2 separate regions of the Homo sapiens genome follow, and region 1 is linked to region 2. Evidence: read pairs that join two places in POLR2A ChIA-PET (ENCODE). Cell type or tissue: Caco-2. All regions are shown on one strand. Each heading gives the region's core, and the rest is flanking DNA. Links, peaks and the distances in the headings are about the cores only.

Region 1 (5,372 bases), core at 220-5,219, 190 kb before region 2:
GGCAAACGAGAGGCCCCAGGACAAAGGGGGATGGGCATCTGCCAGAAGAGCCTAGATCTCCAGGGAGGCCTCCCAGTTCTCTGGCAGTGCCCCCAGGATTGCCCTAAAGTGGGGTGCAGGAGCAGGGCAGGCGAGCGGGAGACTGTCAGCCTGGGCACATGGAGGAGGGCCCACTTCTTGGTCTGGAGCAGGACCACAGATCATCTCCTGATGTGGAGATCAGTCTTTCCCACTAGGGGACTTAGCTCCCCACTCTCAGCCTGCCTTCCTGCGGGTCTTCCCTTTCCTGTGCACCCTAAACCCCCAGCCACCTCTCTATTCCCCAGTACATGCCAGGCACTGGGCTAGGGCCATTTGCCTCCCCCACTCCTCCAAACCTTGGTGGTGAATCTCTTCACCCTCATTTTACAGATGAGGAAGCTGAATAGAAGTATCATTAAATAATTAACCCAAGGTCACCCAGCCAGTCAGCGGCCTGGCTGGGATTAAACCTAAATCGGTCTGACTCCAAGTCCAGCTGAGAGATCATATCAGCCATGTATCCTGTGTCTTTTAAATCCCACACTTCCCCCTCTCCCAGAACCCTGACCATCAGCCAGACCAGAAAGTCTAATATAACTGGCTCCTACAACCCACCGGTTCATATGTCCCACCATCAGGATGCCCTCCTGGCATCCGAGCTCACACCTCCTGCTGTCTTTTACCCTGATATCAGGGAAAGAGTGGAGCAAAGATGGTTCCCCCACCCTGCCCCACGTCCTGTTTCTGTGTCCCATGGGACTGTGGCATTTCTCTGTGGCTCTGCAGGGTGGGTTGCTCCTGGCTGCGAAGCCAGAGTCTCAAACACTTGGGAAGGAGGGGGCTCTGAGGTTTTGCTGGGAGAGACAGGTGTTCTCTTGGGCCGCCTCACAGAGGAGACTTGGGCCTTGCCTTCAGACCCTACCATTTCCTACTGAGTCCAGGACAGGTGAGGAGAGAGACAGAAAGAAGGTGGGGACTTTGGAGACCTTCAGAGGGTCCTTAGCTTCTGATGCTGTTTTGTTCTTTGGGACAAGTTGAGGTCATGCCTCTTGGACACCAAGAAGTCCTGGGGTTTGGAAATCCCCACATGGCCCTCACACCCTTGTTGCCCTCAGACCTTTAGTTGTGGAAGAAACTGAGTGGAAAGGACACAAGCTTGCATCCATTCCCTGAAATCAAGGAGTTCAGTTCCTCATCTGGGTGAAGAGGAAAGGGGAATTCCAAAGACTCGGCTCCAGTGCCCTGGTGTTGAACCCAGATCTTCCATTTCTTAGAAGCCTGCTGTTTTCTGGTAGAGCCTTCTGACCTCTGGCTTCTGGCTGAGTTTGGCAGGTGGATCAATTAAACCCCAGTGTTTGGAGAGGGGGTTGAAGGGACACAGTTTGGCTCCTACAGCTCCCTGACTCAGGAGATTGGAACAGAGAAAGCCTCTTGACCCTGAGCCCATCAAAGCTCCTCTCTCAGGTTTGCCTTTTCCTGCCCCTCACAGCCCTCCTCTTCTCGAGAAGGCCAACCGTCCCACCACCGCTGTGGGAAGAGGGGCAGCGTGGGCTGGGCTATCAACTGGGGCGTCTCCTATCTGTATCCTCAAAGCTTTCTGAGTCTCCTGCACTCCCTGTCCAATGGACATGGGTTTTCTCCCTGGGCTGGGCCCAGGAGAGATTCAGAATAGGAGCCAACAGAGGCCCTGAACTCAAGATCCTGCCGTCAGAATGCAGACACAGTCATGCCCATGGATTCCAGGCCAGCATTAGTGCCAAAGAGAGTAATCATAATAGCTAAGTTTCCTTGAACACTTCCAAAATGGGCACTTTATATCCATTAACATGTTTAATCCTCGAAACCACCCTGGGAAATTGGTGCTATCATATCTGCATTTTACAGATAAGGAAGCTGTGGCTCAGAGCAGCCAGTAACAGGCCCAAGGTCTTACAGCAAGGAAGTAGCAGGAGCAGGATCTATCCCAGAGCCTGTACTCTTACCTTCTTCACCTGTGCCATTCAATACAGTGGCCGCTAAAAGCATGTGACTATTTAACTTTGAATTCATTAAAGTTCAATGCAGTTACAGTTCAGTTCCTCACTGCACTAGCCACCTTTCAAGTGCTCAGCAGCCACATGTGGCTAGAGACTGTCACATTGGACAATACAGATATTAAATGTCTCTATCATTGCAGAATGTTCTATTAGTCAACACTGGTCTACAGCCTACTGCCTCTCAAGAATAGAGATGGGGCAATGGAAAATCATCCTTCAGTTAGTAGACTAAAATAATAATTAACAATAATGATACCAATGGCTACAATTTACCAAGAGCTTCCTCTGCGCCAGGCACAGTGCCAAGCCCATAATCCTTACCCAATCCTAGGTTCAGGAAGGTAACCCAGGGTCACAGTAGCTAGGAATTGAATCCAGGTTTGTGTGGCCTCAGAGTCCAGTCCACTGGCCCTCGCCCTCCTGCCCCACCCCCTGCCCGGTCCCCAGCAGTTTATAGTCCCTGGGGGAAGGAGGGGAAGGCAAGTGCGCTGTATTTCACAAGACCAGGGATTAAATAAATCAGCACGTAATTAACATCATCACATTTCCCCAAGCCCGCTGACCAGAACATTGTGCTAATGAGGTCAAGGTCTTGATGTTGAGCCCTGTGAACATCACATCACTTCACTTCATGGGAGAAAGGCTGGCTCCCTGCCCTGAGGGCAGCCCCCCACACTGTGATTGGGAAATAGGGAGAGTGTGGATGTTGCAGCACAGCCTGTGGCCTGCTCTGAGGCTTAGCGTAGTAGAGGGTCGGGCGTCCGGCCAAGAAGAATCCTATTAAACGCTATGGGGATGTGTCTTCTGGACAACTGGGAATCTAGAAAGGATGGGGTTAGCAGAAAGCAAAGCCTGAGTGTGAAGAAAAGATGCAGCAGAAGATAGAACAGAACTTCTGAGACTTGCTTCCTCTTAGTTGGGTAAAGCCTTTTGGGCAACATGGGGACATACAGGAATTTTTGAGGGCTTGGCTTGGGTGGGGAGATCTGCCTTTAGTATCCTGTAAGGATTGCACTATTTGGCGGAAAGTTAGCCCAGTTGCATGTCAATCCCACATGGCCTCTGGGGAGATAAGGCCTGGGGAGAGGCTAGAGCAGGCTGTTTGGCAGTAGCAGGTCTCCTCCAGACAGGCCTGAGGAGTACATGAGACAATGTAGGTACAGAGCCTGAGTGGGGCCAGGCACGTGGTAGGTCTTGGTAAACATTAGTTTATTAAACTATCTCCCTCCTTTAAGCAGCTTTTTTTCTGGGCCAGTATACCACCAGGTTCGGGGGTTCTGATGATGTCAGCATAATGCCAAAGGCATGAGCCAGTGGCTGGCTGTGTGAGTCAGGATAGGCCGTGCTGTGCTGCAGTGACGAAGTATCCTGGAAATCTGTGGGCTAACACCACGGAGGTTTTTTCTTGCTCATGCTATTTGGCTAAAGCAGACTGGCAGGGGCTCTGTTCCATATAGCTGCTTAGGGACCCTGGATGTTGGATGTACCAAATTTCAACACGGAGCTTTCTGGTTGCTGCTGCAGAGGCAAAAAAGAGCAGGAGGGCTATGCAGGAGGGCTATGCAAAGATCTTAAATGCTTTGACCCTGAAGTGCCAGATAGCATTTTCACTCACAGCCTATTGACCATGACTGGTCTAGGGTCCTACCTCATGGTGAGGGGCCTGAGGAGTGTGGGGCGCATGTGGGTATTTGGTGAGCACTAAATGTCTTTGCCACTCTACCACTTCCCCTCTCAAAATTCCATTTCCTTCTCCTGTAAAAAGACTATTAGAATGGTTAAAATCCAAAAAATTGACAGTATCAATTGCTGATGAGGATGCAGAGCAACAGAACTCTTGGGAATGAACTCTCATTCATTGCAAAACAATACAGCCACTTTGGAAGACAGTTTGATAGTTTCTCAGAAAACTAAGTATAGTCTTCCCATAGGATCTAACAATTGTGCTCCTACGTATTTACTCAATTGATTTTAAAACTCATGTCCTTACTAAAACCAGCATGTGTATATTTATAACAACAATTTATTCAGAGTTGCCAAAGATGGGCTGGGCATGGTGGCTCATGTCTGTAATCCCAGCACTTTGGGAGGCCAAGGTAGGAGGATCACTTGAGTCCAGGAGTTTGAGACCAGCCTGGGCAACATGGCGAGACTCAGTCTCTACAAAAGATAAAAAAAAAAAAAAAAATCAACCAGGCAGAGTGGCATGTGCCTGTGGTCCCAGCTACTTGAGAGGCTGAGGTGGGAGGATTGCTTGAGCACAAGAGGTCAAGGCTGCAGTGAGCCATGTTCACGCCACTACACTCCAGCCTGGGCAACAGAGCAAGAACTTGTCTCAAAAAAAAAAAAAAAAGAAAAAGAAAAGAAAAAAGAATGGCCAAAGATGTAATTACCAAAAGTAACCAAGATGTACTTTAATAGGTGAATAGATAAACAAACTGTAGTACATCCACATAATGTTATACTATTTAGCAATAAAAAAGAATGTGCTATCTAGCCACATAAAGACACGAGTGAATCTTAAATGCATATTGCTAGGTGGAAGAAGCCAGTCTGAAAAAGTTACATACTATATGATTCCATTTATATCACATTCTGGAAAAGGTAAAACTATGGAGACGGTAAAAAGATCAGTGATTGCTAAGGATTCAGGGTTGGTGGAAGGTTGAATAAGTGACGTGCAAAAGAATTTCTTTGGATGGCGAAACTATTCTGTATGATATTGCAATGGTGAATATATAATGCCGCAACTGTCAAAACCCCCCAGTGTTACAGGGCGAAGGGGACCTTAGTGTATGCAAATTTTAAAAAGTCATTTAGGATGTTGGGAGATTGCAAGAGGGAATGCAGAATGTGACAAAAGAATCTAATCTAAGTGTATTACAAAAGGATAAAACAGCCTCACTGAAGGGACAAGGGGGAAAAGAAGCTAATGTAAGTAGTTTGGGAAATGAGAAGAGTCTGTAAGACTAAAGGCAAAAAGAACTGTGCATAAGCACTGTACTCTAGTCAATAAAGTTTTTTCCCGTGTTTTAAAAAACAGTATTTGAAATCAAGTTGAATAAATAATGCGATGAATGAAATTGGGTAAAAAAATGTTTTATTCTGATTTGATGAGGTATGAATTTGACTGATTTTAAAAGTGCTTGTAACTAGAATTCCAGAAGAGCAGGCAAGAATGCTCTGACAAATGAATGTTTCTGGAGACGGGATAGTTCGTGGGAGACAGGATAGTTCAGGCTGGATCCACCACTGCAGAAGCTGCTGGAAGGGAGGGAACAGTGGGACTGGGAAAGGGCAGGGACAAAGATTTGC
Region 2 (5,372 bases), core at 257-5,256:
TTTTCATTTAAAAAATGCCTGCAGCATGTCTTATGAAACAGCCTGCCATAATATCAAGCAAATGACAACAGATTACTGTTCCCAAATCTAGCTGGGAATCACCATCTTTATACTGAAAGTTGAGAAGCAAACTCATCACCACTTTCAGCCCAGGAAGCCCAAATAATTCAGAAAATTACTAATATTTGGCAAAATAATTCAGCAAGAAGGTGTCGAAAATGCTGGAAAGAACTTAATTGTGATCCGTTACCATTCTCCCGGTGGGAAAGAATGAAACAGAAGTCCCATGATTTTAAGTATGAATTACAAAATTAGAGGAAGAAAAGACATGCAGCTGCTGGTACAGATTCGAATTTCAGTTAAGCATTTGAGTCCAGTATCATACAATTTTTGTCAAAAACAAGATTTCTCAGCCACTGAGAAAGAAAATGAAAGACCATGAGAAGAGGCCAAGAAAGGCAATGAGAGGCCCGAGCAAGGACACTGAGGAGGCTGCGCACGGGGAGGTTGGAGCGGAACGGCCTTGGGCTCCCACCTGCACAGTAGGATCTCACCCCCGGATTGACCCCGGCCCTGGCCCTCCTCCACACTCTTGACACAGGAGGAGGCACGCCTCCAGTGAATTCTGCCTCACGGTGGCTGCTGCCCTCCTAAGTGCAAGGCTGGGCTTGAGAATTTCAGGGGAGAAACTCAGTAGTGAGTGCTTCTCCTCAGCTGCAGCAGCTGGTACTTAGTGGCTCTTAATTTCCCTGCTTTCTGTGCTACTTCCCAAAGGCACACAGAAAGCGGACTGGACATCTGTGCCAGAGATGACTAGCTTCAGGAGTGCCGATGGTGGCAAGGCCTCTCTGCACATGCTTTGGTCAGGTCCCCCTCACCTCATCAACAGCCAAGAGCACATCCCTCAATGTGGCTGGTCCTTAGGAGTCACACCCACTGGCCAGAGGTCCTGAGCACCAAGCCCTCAAGCAATAAGCTCCCAACTCCTCCAGAGGCTGTGGCTAGTTAGCAGCAGGGTTCCATCTGGAACCCAGGTCTCTGACTACAGTAACTAACCTAGAGCTCTTTCCTCACATTTCTTCAGCAGTTATCTAGCAGAGGGAGTAGGATCATGAGCGGAGCTAGCCACTTCAGCAAAGAAAGTGTGATGAAGTCCATGAACCCAGAGAATAAAGCCCTTTGGCCTGTCAGGGGCAGATTCTTAAGGGCACAGAAGGGGAAAAACAACAAAAGCAAGTTTATATTCACAGGGAAACATAATCTGTGATTATAAATATTTTATGGGCAAAGAAAGCAGCACTGGCTGAGAGACTGGGGTGGAGAGGGTGGACAGCAAATTAGATTCCAGCCTGCAAAGTGATAGGGCAGCTGGAAAAGCAGCAAAGCCGAGGCTATTCTGGGCTGTGCTGCGAGGGCCTGCGTCACAGGCCCTGGCCACAGTCTTTGTTGAAACCACAGCCTTCCAGCGGTCAGCACAGAACACCTTGGGGAGAGGGTTTAAGTCCATGAAGACCAGAGGAGGGGACAGCGAGGACAGAGGAGAGTCATCTGAATGACTCTGGTGAACCTCAACAGCAGGGAGGCAGGTGAGGGGAGGCAGCACCCTGCAAGCACGTGAAAGGAAGACACTTCCTGCTGACTAAGGGCAGAGGAAGAAGTGAGGCTGACCCCAGAAAGCAAGCCACCTGAGAAGCCAGAAGGCAGCTTGGGTCAAGCTGCCCCAGTGAGAGCAAAGGTCCAGCCCTTGAGCAAGTGGTGCCAGGCTAAGAACAATTCCACCCTCCCTTTGCCTCAGGCCAGGGTTCTCTACCTCCCACAGCCTTTAGGAAGTAGCACAGAAAGCAGGGACATTCAGAACCTGCTGAGCACCAGCTCCTGCCACTGGAGAGAACCACCACTGGCAAAGCAGGCCCTGGTTTCGATGATTCCTCCTCCTTGGCCACATCCAACCACTGCAGCAGAGCATGTCCTTCCAGAGGGCCAGAAGGAAAGGATATTAGCTCCTAAAATACCCAGAGTACCTTGAATCAGGCTTAGTCAGAGGAGCCCTGGGGAGCGATGTGCTCCTCCAATGGAAGATGTAAAACTAAGAGCCTCTGCCTCATTGCAGTCAACGTTCAGTGGGCAACGGACTCCAAGGTGTGCCCACAGAACTCAGGAAAATCAGAACATCAGCCTCTAGAATCACAGCTAGTAAGAATCAGGTCAAGATGGAGTAGACTCATCAATTACGAAAGGAAGACCCAATGATGTTGTGGGAGGACCCTGGGTTGGAAGTCACAGGATCCAGCTCTGAGACCAGCTTTACCACTTCATAACTGTAGAACCTTGAGAAATCACCTCTTACCTCTGAAACTCAGTGTCCTCAGTGTTATTCCAATTTAAGAGATTTATATCCAGCTACCTACTCGACATCTCTTCAATGTCTCAAAGGCACCTCCATTCAGCTTGCCCACAACTGCTCTTCCTCCCTAATCCTCCAGCCTAGCTCCAAGTTCAACACAACCAACCATCCAGGCATAGAAGCCGGAAACCTCAGACCCATCCCTGGCCTTTCCCCATTAGTATTCCCCATTACTAACCCATTACCAAGTCAACTCCACCTCCTAAAGATGCCCACTGCCCTCCACCACCATCCTGGTCCATATTATCACCTCGCATATAGTCTATTGCAAAGCACACACTCACCCATTCTGGCCTCCCTGAGGAGCTCTCTGCAGAGCAAATCTAACCATGTCTCCCCTCCCACCAGCTTTATCCCACTTGCTAAATTACTCTCCAACAACATCCCAGTGCCCCCAGTATGAGGAAAATCTTCCGAGGGCTCGTAAGGCCCCACTCCTCTTTTGGCTTCAACCCACACCATGTTCCCTCTTGTGGCTCCAGCCACACTGGCTTTTTCTTCTAGACCTGGCATTTATCCCATTCCCTCCTGTCACAGGGTTTGTGCACATGCCCTTCCTTCTACCAGCAACATCTCCTCCTCTTCTCTCACCTAGCTAATGCCTATTCATTTATTTCACTGTGAGTGAAGTGCACTAAAGTATACAGCTCAGTAAGTATTTACAGATGTCTATCTTCATGGAACTCCCACACAGATCTAGATTTAGAACATTCCTGAGACCCAGAAGTTTCCCTCTTTCCCCTTTCCAGTCTACACCTTCCCTACCCACCAGGTAACCACTACTGACTTCTATCACTGTACCTATTCGGACTGCAGCTGATGCAATCCTTCCTCAGGGAGCTGCCTCTGATCCCATTGAAAAACTCTTAGCTCCTTTATCACAGACCCTTGCTACACTTGGGACTTTGCACTTGTTTGAGGAATTGATTCATGTTAGTTTCCCCTGGGACTCTATAAGCTCCAGGAAGGCAGGGGCCGCACCTGCTTTTACTCACCTTTGTTTTCTCAGTGCTGACCCATGCAGTCGTGACAATAGGAAATAGCTAATTCCTATTTCTAAAAGTATCTATTGAGTGTTTTGTGTTTTTTTTTTTTTTTAAAGAGACAGGTCTTGCCATGTTGCTAAGGCTGGATTCAACTCTTGGGCTCAAGTGCTCCTCCTAATTCAGCTTCCTGAGGAGCTGAGACTACAAGCATGGGCCACCATGCCCAACCTGAGTGCTTATTATTGCCAGGTTATCATTCTAAGCACTTACAGGTACAAACTCATTTAATCTTCACATCAATTCTATCAAGAAGGACCATTATTACATCCCCCTTTTACAGGTAAGGAAACTGAGCCACAGAAAAGTAAAATAATTTGCCTACAGTCATTAAGTGGTAGAGTCAGGATTCAAACCCTTACAGTCTGGCTACAAGAGCCTGTGTTCCTAACTATTATCCTACTCTGACTCTCAGAAGCCACTGTGATTAGTTACTCATTTAATGAGTTAACTACCTAAGGTATTCTAAATAAATAAATAAAAAAGGGCCGGGCATAGTGGGTCACACCTGTAATCCCAGCACTTTGGGAAGCCCAGGCAGGTGGATCACAAGGTCAGGAGTTCAAGAACAGCCTAACCAACATGGTGAAACCCTGTCTCTACTAAAAATACAAAAATTAGCCGGGTGTGGTGCTGCATACCTGTAATCCCAGCTACTCAGGAGGCTGAGGCAGGAGAATTGCTTGAACCCGGGAGGCGGAGGTTGCAGTGAGCCAAGATCGTGCCACTGCACTCCAGCCTGGGTGACAGAGCGAGACTCCGTCTCAAAAACGAAAAAAAAAAAAAAAAAAAGAATTTACAAATAAGTTGATGAGGTTCCACTAAAGAAACTAAGGGAGCCTCTAAATCTTCCCATGCAGACCAACAGATGAACGAAAGATAACTGTCACTGAATCACCTGCACAGGCCCAAGATTATGTCATCTGCAAAATTTAAGAATGTATCCATTTCTCCAGCAGTCCAGGAAGGAAGCTCTGCTACTGGGCACAGAGGAGTGTTCCGGCAGACTATCGAGAATAAAGAAAGGATTACTGTCTGGGCTTTACTGCTGCCTAAAAGAAATGTTCACTAGATTAAATCAGCCTCTCTGCTCTTATTCCATGCTAACCCGGTCATCTTTATAACCATTTAAAGCCTCAAGCCCACTAATACAGGAAGAGGATATTTTGGATGAGAAAAATAAAAACAAATATCTTTTGGTTAGAGCCATGGTACATTTATAAATTGGCATTTGGTGTGTACCTCAGTTTTCCAGGGCCTGACAGTCCTGGATGAACTTATAGGGTCCAAACCAGAAAAGCAAGGGCTCAGACCCTGGCACCAAGGCTGCTCCATGTAAAGAATGCTACCCCGTGTGGCCAGACTCGGGTAAGCCACCTTTCAACTGCTTCAGTGTAATTTATTTTCCCACATCCCAGAAAGCTCTGGAAAAACACATAAATGAATACATTTATTCTCTCACAGGATACTACACTGTTACCCAGTGTGAAGGGAGCAGCCATGTGGCTCCCAAGCTCCCTTAGCAAAAGGGTGGTTCTCAGAACTGCTCCATTCACGAGTCCTGCAACCAGAGGCCTGGGCTCAACTCACACAAAGTTCTGAGCAATGGCCAGCACCTTGGAATACTCGCCTTCCCGCTTGCGCAGGCTGGTGGGGATGGGTGTCTTAATTCGTGTCCCCACAGGGTTCCCGTTGTCCTCAATGAGGACCACGTTGTTGGAGTCGAATCTGGGGGTCATTCGGGGGCCAGGCATGCAGTGCCCCACAATGAGCGCCTTTTTCTTCTGTCCCTTGATGGCCAGTAGTATCTGGTCGCCCACCTTGCCCACTCCATTCTTCTTATAGACATGGATGCAGCGAGGAGCCCGATGGTATGGGCTGTTCCCCAGGGCACTGTTGTCCACCACTCGTACCCGCGTCATCTT

The links. Peaks named below come from ENCODE experiments on the same cell type or tissue, not always from the same donor. Only the 100,000 strongest peaks of a DNase experiment are listed, where the experiment ranks them.
Region 1: POLR2A ChIA-PET joins it to region 2 with 5 read pairs; 1 of 35 experiments calls an interaction of 5 or more read pairs at or near these places.

Annotation. Positions count from the first base shown.
Region 1 is chr6:43,914,925-43,920,296 of GRCh38, forward strand. All of the region lies in intron 1 of LINC01512 (long intergenic non-protein coding RNA 1512), which reads left to right. Among named protein-coding and RNA genes, the nearest start is that of LINC01512, 27 kb to the left of the region's middle. In Caco-2, for the core only: no CTCF peak of the experiment used is centred there; a DNase peak (open chromatin) is centred at 2,463.
Region 2 is chr6:44,108,810-44,114,181 of GRCh38, forward strand. It overlaps MRPL14 (mitochondrial ribosomal protein L14), which reads right to left. Exons shown (of 3, transcript NM_032111.4): 3 at 4,642-5,372. The coding sequence ends at 5,034. Among named protein-coding and RNA genes, the nearest start is that of MRPL14, 16 kb to the right of the region's middle. RefSeq lists an enhancer at 1,326-1,495. In Caco-2, for the core only: a CTCF peak has its summit at 4,807; a DNase peak (open chromatin) is centred at 3,260.